Regions from separate parts of the Homo sapiens genome. Here region 1 is linked to region 2. The links are chromatin contacts, found by Hi-C or POLR2A ChIA-PET in ENCODE. All regions are on one chromosome and are shown on one strand. The core of a region is the stretch at or near the end of the contact, and the rest is flanking DNA. Distances in the headings are between cores, read along the strand shown.

What was found. Hi-C counts contacts between places; a loop is a spot of excess contacts on that map. ChIA-PET counts read pairs that join two places held with the same protein, here RNA polymerase II (POLR2A). Pooled maps may share reads with other maps.
Region 1: a loop to region 2 is called in a map of heart right ventricle, with 5 times the contacts of the local background. The contact joins two enhancer-like sites. A Hi-C loop is called at or near these places in 3 of 168 maps with a recorded cell type or tissue (A673, endothelial cell of umbilical vein and heart right ventricle) and 1 of 50 pooled maps. POLR2A ChIA-PET finds 5 or more read pairs at or near these places in 1 of 52 experiments (AG04450).

The regions. Positions count from the first base shown.
Region 1 is chr11:130,773,543-130,777,751 of GRCh38, reverse strand. All of the region lies in intron 3 of LOC105369576 (a long non-coding RNA gene), which reads left to right. Among named protein-coding and RNA genes, the nearest start is that of LINC02551, 86 kb to the left of the region's middle. Within about 2 kb of position 2,821, at least 4 of the 41 ENCODE cell types and tissues checked have a DNase peak (open chromatin) inside an H3K27ac peak, as active enhancers do; they include heart right ventricle, where a contact is called at or near this core.
Region 2 is chr11:130,736,723-130,741,038 of GRCh38, reverse strand. LOC105369575 (a long non-coding RNA gene) reads right to left here. Exons shown (of 4, transcript XR_007062954.1): 4 at 1,658-4,316. Among named protein-coding and RNA genes, the nearest start is that of LINC02873, 66 kb to the right of the region's middle. Within about 2 kb of position 2,243, at least 8 of the 41 ENCODE cell types and tissues checked have a DNase peak (open chromatin) inside an H3K27ac peak, as active enhancers do; they include heart right ventricle, where a contact is called at or near this core.

The DNA of each region.
Region 1 (4,209 bases), core at 1,572-4,071, 36 kb before region 2:
GTGGTGGGCTCTTACTCAGCGTTAAAAAGAAGGAGATCCTGCCATTGGCAACAACATGGAAGAACCTGGAGGACATTGTGCTAAGTGAAACAAGCCAGGCACAGAAAGACAAGCCCCACATGACTTCATGTACATGTGAAATCTTAAAAAGCCAAACTTATAGAAACAGAGAATAGAACGGTGGTTGCCAGGGCTGGAAGGAGGGGAAATGGGGAGATGTTGGTCAAGGAGTACAAAGTTTCAGTTACTGAAGATGAAGAAGTTCTGGAGACTCAGTGCACAGCATGGTGACTATAGTTAATAATACTGTATTATATACTTGGGATTTACCAAGAGGGTACATCTTACCTGCTCTCATCATAACAAACAAAAAAGAAAAGAAAAAAGACAAAAATGGTAACTGTGAGCTAAGGAATGTGTTAGTTTGATTGTTGTGATCATTTCAGTGTGTGTGTGTGTGTGTGTGCGTGTGTATAGAAATGAAGTTGTATACCTTAAAGATACACAATTTTATTTGTCAATTATACCTCAATAAAGCTAAAAATTTCAATATTTAGCCCCAGCAACCCTGGCTTTTGATATGTTATTGGTATTTTAACAAATTTAAGGAAAAATTTCTTTGGAGACTAATCTTTTTAGGAACTCAACAATCCTATTTTGGTAGTTAAATTGTGAATATTGACCCCTTTTTCTCCATTTTTCTGTTATAATAATAGAACTTCCTTCCCATCACCAGTTTGGATATAGATGCTGTAGCTGGCTAAACTGGGAGAAATTATGTACATGGAAATATGAAAAAGAAAAGCAAATATTATAATTTCTATCACAAACTTCCTAGAGGTAGGAAAGGGGCAAATCTGAAAAATGGAATCCTGAGGCTGTTTGTTCAGATGCACGAGGGTGAAAGATGAGTGAAAAATGACTGACAGTTTCTGATTTAGGTGAGTAGGTGGCTACCACAAACCAGGGTAGGAATAGAAGAGGGTTGGAGAAAAATACTGGTCTACACTGGGGCATGTAAGTATGAAGGTGCTTATGGTACATCCAGGTGGGGTGGAGGGCTTGGGCAGGTCTGGAGGCATAAACTCTTTTAAAGAAGATGGGCTGGAGATGAACATTTAGGGCCCCGTACCATTCAGGTGGTAAAGGAAAACTGGGAGTGGGGAATTAGAGATTTCCCTGGGGATTGGCTGCAGAAATGCCAAGGCTTTGGAGCTGCTTGGAGCCTACACAAAAGCCTCCTAAATGGCTTTGCTCTGGCATTAAGAAGGTGGTTTCATAGTTTGCAAATTAATCCCAGCCTACCTTGTACCCTCAACACACAGAGACATGGATATTCAACATGACCCCATTGCTTCTGAACTGCACCAATCCCTAAATTCAAGGTCCTGCACAGCATGATCTTAATGTGTTTTTGTGATCATATCTCTTCATTCTTCCCAATGCATACTCTGTGCTCCATCAAAGAATAGGGCTCTCTCATCTGGAAAACCCCATGTTCATGCCTTTGCTGTTGATATTTCTTCCTTCTGGAATGCATTCCACCCCAGGCTTTTCTCATTTAGAGACCCTGTTCAGATGCTACTTCTATGAATATTTCCCTGACCTTTAAACTTTTGCCAACATTTGTAAAGAACAAAATATGTGCAAAGCACTAGGCTAAGCACTGAGAAGGACACTGATGGGAATGAGTCTCAGTTTCTACCCTGTAATAGACCAAAACTCTATTATGAAGGAATCAATGCTTCTCAAAAGGTGGCTCACCCACTCCCTACATAAAAGGGTTCAGATTCCAAGGCCACACCCCAAACCCACTGCATGAGAATCTCCGTTTTGGAACTCAGAAATGTGCATTTTTGACAAGTTTCTCAGTGACCTTTATGCCACGGGGAGAATATTTTCCTTCCTTCCTGATATGGTAGTTGTTAAGAGACAGTTAAGACTAAGTGAGATACTGCTTTGAAAGCAGCAGGGCACCATTTCAAAGGCCTGTGGTGGGCCTCTCTTTACCAAAGTGTGTCATTCATTGCTGTCCTGTTCAAAAATCCTATACTTTGTGTCCTTGACTTTAAGCTCATTCCTGTCCCACCCTAGAAGAGGCACACCTGATTTTTAGGCGATTCCCACTGACTGTGCGATACAGAGGCGCATGCAAGCATCAGGTATTACTCATATCGTTACTGTAAACTCCACCCAGAGTCTGGAATCTGGTGTTACTCCAGTTCCTTACATCACCACCAACTGTGATGAGGAGCCAGAAAAAGTAGGAAGCATCTGGAGGTCAAAATCAGAGCTGGCCCTGGGCAAGGTATTGAAGGGAGTGAGTTCTGTCTGTGGTGTCTCCTGCCTCTCCTTTTCCTGCTTTTCTCTATTCCTCATCCCCACCTGGGGGGCCTTCTTTAGCCAAGACACCTTCCCTGGTCAGCAAAAAAGAACTGATGGATGTTGAGGACTTAATAGTTCGCCTTCTCAGATTTTTGTTAAAAAGAGATAGAAGGTGAGGCAGTGCTAACTCAAGGAGTGAATAACCAGTGGTGGAACCGTGGACCACATGACAAGCAAGCAAGTGATACTTTTCAGTGGAGGAATTTTTTATGTCCCCTGCCATGTTCCACACAGGTGGCTCCCTATGACTGCAGATTTTCCTAGGGCCAACCATGGTGACTAGGAGCATTGACTCATCACTCTGGGTACCCAGAGGACATCATCCAATGGCCAAACTACCAGAACTCATTAGAAGCCAGAAAAGAGAAAGACCCTAGTATAGTTACCATGAGTGGATCCCAGGCTGTGGCTAATTTGGGCTTGGGAAACTTTCTGAGCTGGCCTTGCTCCAAGGCCACCGAGCACTGCAGTGAATCCTCCAGGACTTGGATGGCATCCAGAATCCTCTCCAACATGGGCCAATCGCCTGTTTCTAGGCACAGCCACCTCCACCCATATCCTGATGGGACACAGTGGAGGAAAGGTCATGTGGAAAAGGGAGGTAGGTTTACACAACAGAAAGAATCCTGAGCTGACGTTCAGGGAAACCTGGGGTCCAGACCCACGGCTACTATTAATAAATGGGGGCACCATAGGTGGTGGCTTACTCAGCCAGAGGCTCCATTTCCTTAGATTAGATGCCTTGAATTTAAGAGTTATTCCAGTTCTGAGGATTAATTATCCTATGTACCAAAATAAAAGACAGAACTTTACAGATTCACGGTGATGAGGAGATATGGATTGTTATGGGACCGGAAAGTCAGGATTTATGAGGATTTATGCAAGATTTTGTGTTTTTTCTGCTCAAAGTGTACTCCCTGGAACTGGTAGCATTGGCTTTCTCAGAACTGGTGCAGATTCCCAGACCCCACCTACTGAATCAAGAGTCCACGTTTCAACAAGATGTCCAAGTGATTCAATTGCACATTACAGTTTGAAAAGGCCCCGTTTAATGTGTATAGCACCCGAGTATCACAGTGCCTTAAAGCTTGTGTTTGCTCCTCATGACCCAAGAATAAGCCCAAACTCCAAAATAAAGTTTGAAGGCCTCTGCACTTCGGTCTCTGCCTCCCTCTCCATCTTTGTCTCCTAGGAGTTCTCCCTTTGATCTCTCTACTGCAGCCATGAGGGCTTCTTTTGCTGCATTGAGCAGGCCACATAAACATCAGTGTGAAATTTCCTTGGCCTGGAATATTCTCCACAAAATCATCCCCTTTTGTTGACTCCTCTGTTATTCCTGCAACAAATATTTAGGGAGAATTTCCTGTGCCAGGCACTATTCTGGGAATGCATCTTGGAGCTGACCCCCTAAGTCTTTCAAGTTTCAACTTAAACTTATCACTCCATGGGAGGTTTTCCTGACCCCAGAGAAGTTTAAATCCCTGTGCTGTATACCCAAAGCCAGCTGCACACCTCCTTTTGCAACACATTGTATTTTACTGTAGTTCTGGTTTAACATCTTTTCTTCACGTTGCACTGAAACCCCATGAGGACAGCCCTGTATCCTGCAATACCCAACTTACCAGCTGGCACAAAGAAGTGCTTTGTGCATATTTATTGATAGGTGAAAGGGTTTCCAAGGCAGGAGGGCCATGGCCAAGATACGAAGAAGGAATCATTGAAGTGACAATGGAATTCTCTGGCTCTCATCACAGACACAAGAGAATAGCCTTTACACATGACTCTTATTTATTTGATCTAAACTTCCAAAGAGATTATCTATGC
Region 2 (4,316 bases), core at 994-3,493:
AAGCATGACAGCAGACTTCTTATGAGAAAATATGCCGACCAAAAGAAAATGGATGAATATCTTAAAAGTGCTGACAGAAAGAACCGTCATCATAGGATTCCCAGGAAATATATCTCTTAAAAATGAAGGCAAAATAGAGAGTGAATTAGAAATAGAGAAAATATTTTTATACAAATAAAAGCTGATAGGATCCATAAACTACAGACCTATATTATAAGAAATATTAGAGAAAATTCTTCACATTCTAATTAAAAAAGCAGATTGTCATATTGGGTTTTAAAAAGCAAGACATACCTATTTTTGTCTACAAGAAATATACAATATGTATAAATATATAGATAAAACGAAGAGGATGAAAAAAGTACCATGCAGAAGCTAATCAAAAGAAATCTGGAATGGCTGTAATTCATATCACACAAAGTAGGCCTCAGAACACATATTATTATGTAGGCTAAAGGGAGACATTTTATAACAAGAAAGAACTCAGTTCATCATGAGTGCATAACAGTTCCAAATGTACATGCACCTAATAATACCTAACAATGTCAAAACAAATAAAATAAAAAATGACAGAACCAAAAGGAGAAACAGACAAATTCACAGTGATAGTTAGAAATTTCAGCATCCTTTTCTCAGATATACAAGCATACAGAAAAACATAGAAGATAAATGGAACCACTAACCACTGTCTTAACTGACAGCTATGGAATACTCCATCCAGCAATAGCAGAACACAAATTCTTTTCAAATGCAGACACAACATTCACAAAGAAAGATCATATCTGGGTCAAAAAATAAGGCTCAATAAATTTAAAGGACTTTAAATCATACAAAGCATGTTTTCTGATCATAACAAAATTAAAATAGAAATCAATAACGAAGTATTTGTTTTCTGTTTTCTATTGTTAAATTCTCAAACTTAATCACAAGAAAAATTAGAAAATAGTTTGAACCAAAGCAAAAATAAAAACCTAACATATCAAAATGTGTGTGTTGTTGCCAAAACAGTACTTAGAGTAAAATTCACACTTTTATATATTTGTGTTTGAAAGAGAAGACATATCTCAAATCAATGATCTAAGTTTCCACCTTAAACTAGGAAAGAAGGAGCAAATTAAACACAAAGCATATCTGCAAATTATACCTCAATAAGCTCGACTTTTAAATGATCATATTCTTTGTCCATTTTGCCTTAATAGTTTATATATTAGCTTGTTGTTTTCTGTTGCTTCTATTTTCTTCATGCTGTAGACTCTGTTTTAAATAATATTCTACATTGTCTATGTGGAAAGGCATAATGCGTCAGATGAGACCCTTGTTCTCCTCATGTCTTCAGCGTCATTGACAAAGTAGATAATAACACACAAAGCATGTAAAGAATTTCTGAATTTTATGGTACAAATTATGGTAGTGAATGACCATGTATTAAGCCCTTACCACTTGCCAGTCCTTGCATGTTTGTTGTTTTATTTAATATCTAGGCTGCAGAGAAACCTTATGGGATTTTGATGGTTTAATTTATGATCACAAGAAACTGCCATTTAAACATTCACCTTCTACAGAATTGTTGGGTTCGGTTTATTTTCTCTGTAATAAATGAGAATTTATTTTCATCATGCAAGAACCATCATGAAAAAGCTTCTCATAACTCTTGGGGTGCATGAGATCAACTTGCTTTAATGAATTATGAGATCAAGCAGAATCAGTTTTGAAAATAGCAAAGACATTTAGAGAAGTAGTAAGATGCAGAACAGGGACGGAATTTATGCCACACTCCACGCAAAACAAACTCGGCCACTACTCCTGTGGTCAGGAATCAATATTTCTCATCAGTTCCAAAGTAATGAATGTCTCTTCTCACCTCATGCTCATTGACCTTCATCTGTGGTGAGAACTTTCTTACTGTGAGACTCCAGTTTCCCTTTCTTTGGTTCTGTTTGGGCGACTGCTACCTGGTTTCAACAGTAACCTCCTAGAAAACAGATTGGGTGCTCACCCCAACGTTAATAAATATCATCAGAATAACGAAGGGGAGTAATTTGTCTACTGATGAACTGATTAGAGAAGACGTCACCACTGTCGTGGCTCTTTCCCCAAATTATAGCTAGGTTTAGGAATTATTTTTTCAAAGGGCTACTCTGAATTATGGGGCTGTAATTCCATCCTGAAGGCTATTTGTGGGTCATGCTTCACTTCTTGTGGTTTATGACTTCAACCCCAGCCCTCGATGGAATTATAACCCAACAGTCACAGAGACTGCTATTTATCATCTGTTTATTTTACAACAAAGCATCAAGTATATTTTGGTTTTATGCTCATGGAGAACACAAGAAGGAGAAGGAGGCAGAGGAAGAGGAGGAAGAGATAGAATAGTTTACCCAAAGCTAAAGCCATGTCTCCCCAGCTATAAAAACTGAATATCAGACAACGGTCCAGACATGTTACCTCCACGATGTTAGCAAACATCTGGAAGAATCTTCTATTTGTTACCATGGAAATAAAGTGCCCAAATGATTGTCCTGTGTCTTTTCTCAGCTGGATATTACCGCAGTAGAGCTTAGATTATGGAACTGAGGGGAAGCCATCGTTCTCTTCCTTTCCTTCTTTTGTCCACCCTGTGCCGATAACAAGCTCTCTGGCAGGAGTTGCGAACAGCTGTATCAGAGATCAGGCGGGGTCACTGCACGCTCAGGCAGGCCGCGTGGATTTGTCTGCTGGTCCCTGCAGTGTGCTGGGCGGGACACTCCTTGATCTCTCCATGCTGTCACCGGGTTCTGCAGTACAGTTGGCTCTGAGCCTTTGCAAACATTCTAATTTGATGCATAATTAATATAACAGTGATTCAAGGCCTAGAGGCTTCTGGGACTAATTAGTGACCCGAATCTCCATGGTAGCGCTGCATTCCATTCTTATCAGTGCCGGGAAGAGCTGCACTCTTAGAAATAATCAGTCTCCCACTTATTACTGTGACACAGCCAAGAGGCAAAGATCATCTTTCCATCCAGTGTGCAAAAATTCCATCAGTGTGTAATCACTTCCCAGGAGGACTGAACTTCCCCTGGAAGAGTCTCACTGAATTAGTCCCTCAAGAACATTTACGTTTCCATATGGGCCTGGGGGGATCTTATTGCAGGTGAAGAAATAAAGACAGTCAGCAAGGGCTTGCTGAGCATCCGCAGAATGAACAACATTGTTCCAGGGGCTCGGAGCTGATTCACAGGAAAATAAAAGACTCAGCTTTCTTTTCAAAGCCTTTGCCATGCAATAACGAAACATATAGTAAGAATGAATGACTTGTTACTCCCATTTCTAACATGGTCCCCCACTGTGTCTCTGCAGGCGCATGGCTCCAAGTGTCTCAGTCATCTCTGCAGAGAACCTATTCAAAGTCTAAGTGAGTTCACCCCAGGAAGGAAGTGGCATTGTAGTGGTGCTGCACCCATCTCCCTTCCCTTCTCACTTCCTGTTGCTCCTCAGCCCCCTCAACAGCCACCTTATTTCCAGCTCACTTGCTCAGGCCCCGCAGGATCTAGACAAGCAGCAGCAAACTATGGACTGTGGCCCCAGCCCAGCACAACAGTCCATTTAATTCAGGTATATATCATCCATGGCTACTTTCACACTACAATGGCAGAGTTGAACAAATGTGACAAAGACTGGATGACCCACAATTCTAAAGGATATACTACTTGGCCCTTTGCTGAAAGAGTTTGCAAACCCCCAGTTTAGACCATCAAACACCACCCAGCAGGTGGGGGATCTCAGCTTCAAGTCTTAGATTTTTATAATTCCTTTTGAAGGAGTGGCCACCCCATGAACAATTCCTTCAACAGAATGCATCACTTCCAGCCTCTGCTCATGATCACCCAGACTATGTGCCCATTCTTGACCTTCTCGGAGAGGCTCATTCATAGTTCTCAAGCTTTTATTTAATGAGCATCTGCATGGTACTTGCCACACGCAAGGCACTCCTTTAAACACTAAAATTAACTCATTTTGTTCTTTCAATCACCCCATGAGGTGAATATTATTATTATTAATATCTCCATTTCAGAGATGAGGAAACTAAGGCATGAACAGGTTAAGTTGCCCAGGGTTATATAACTAGTAAGTCACAGAGCCAGGATTTGAACCCAACAGTTTTGCTCTTCAGTCTACATTCTTATTTTTGTCAATACAAACTTGTCTACACAGTATCCTAGGGGAATGTAGGAGGGTCACCTGCCTAGCTATTAGCAACTGGAAAATTCTCATAGAGCATCTAATTTAAAATATATGTGAGTATTGCATCAACTGCATAATAAATATTGATTGTT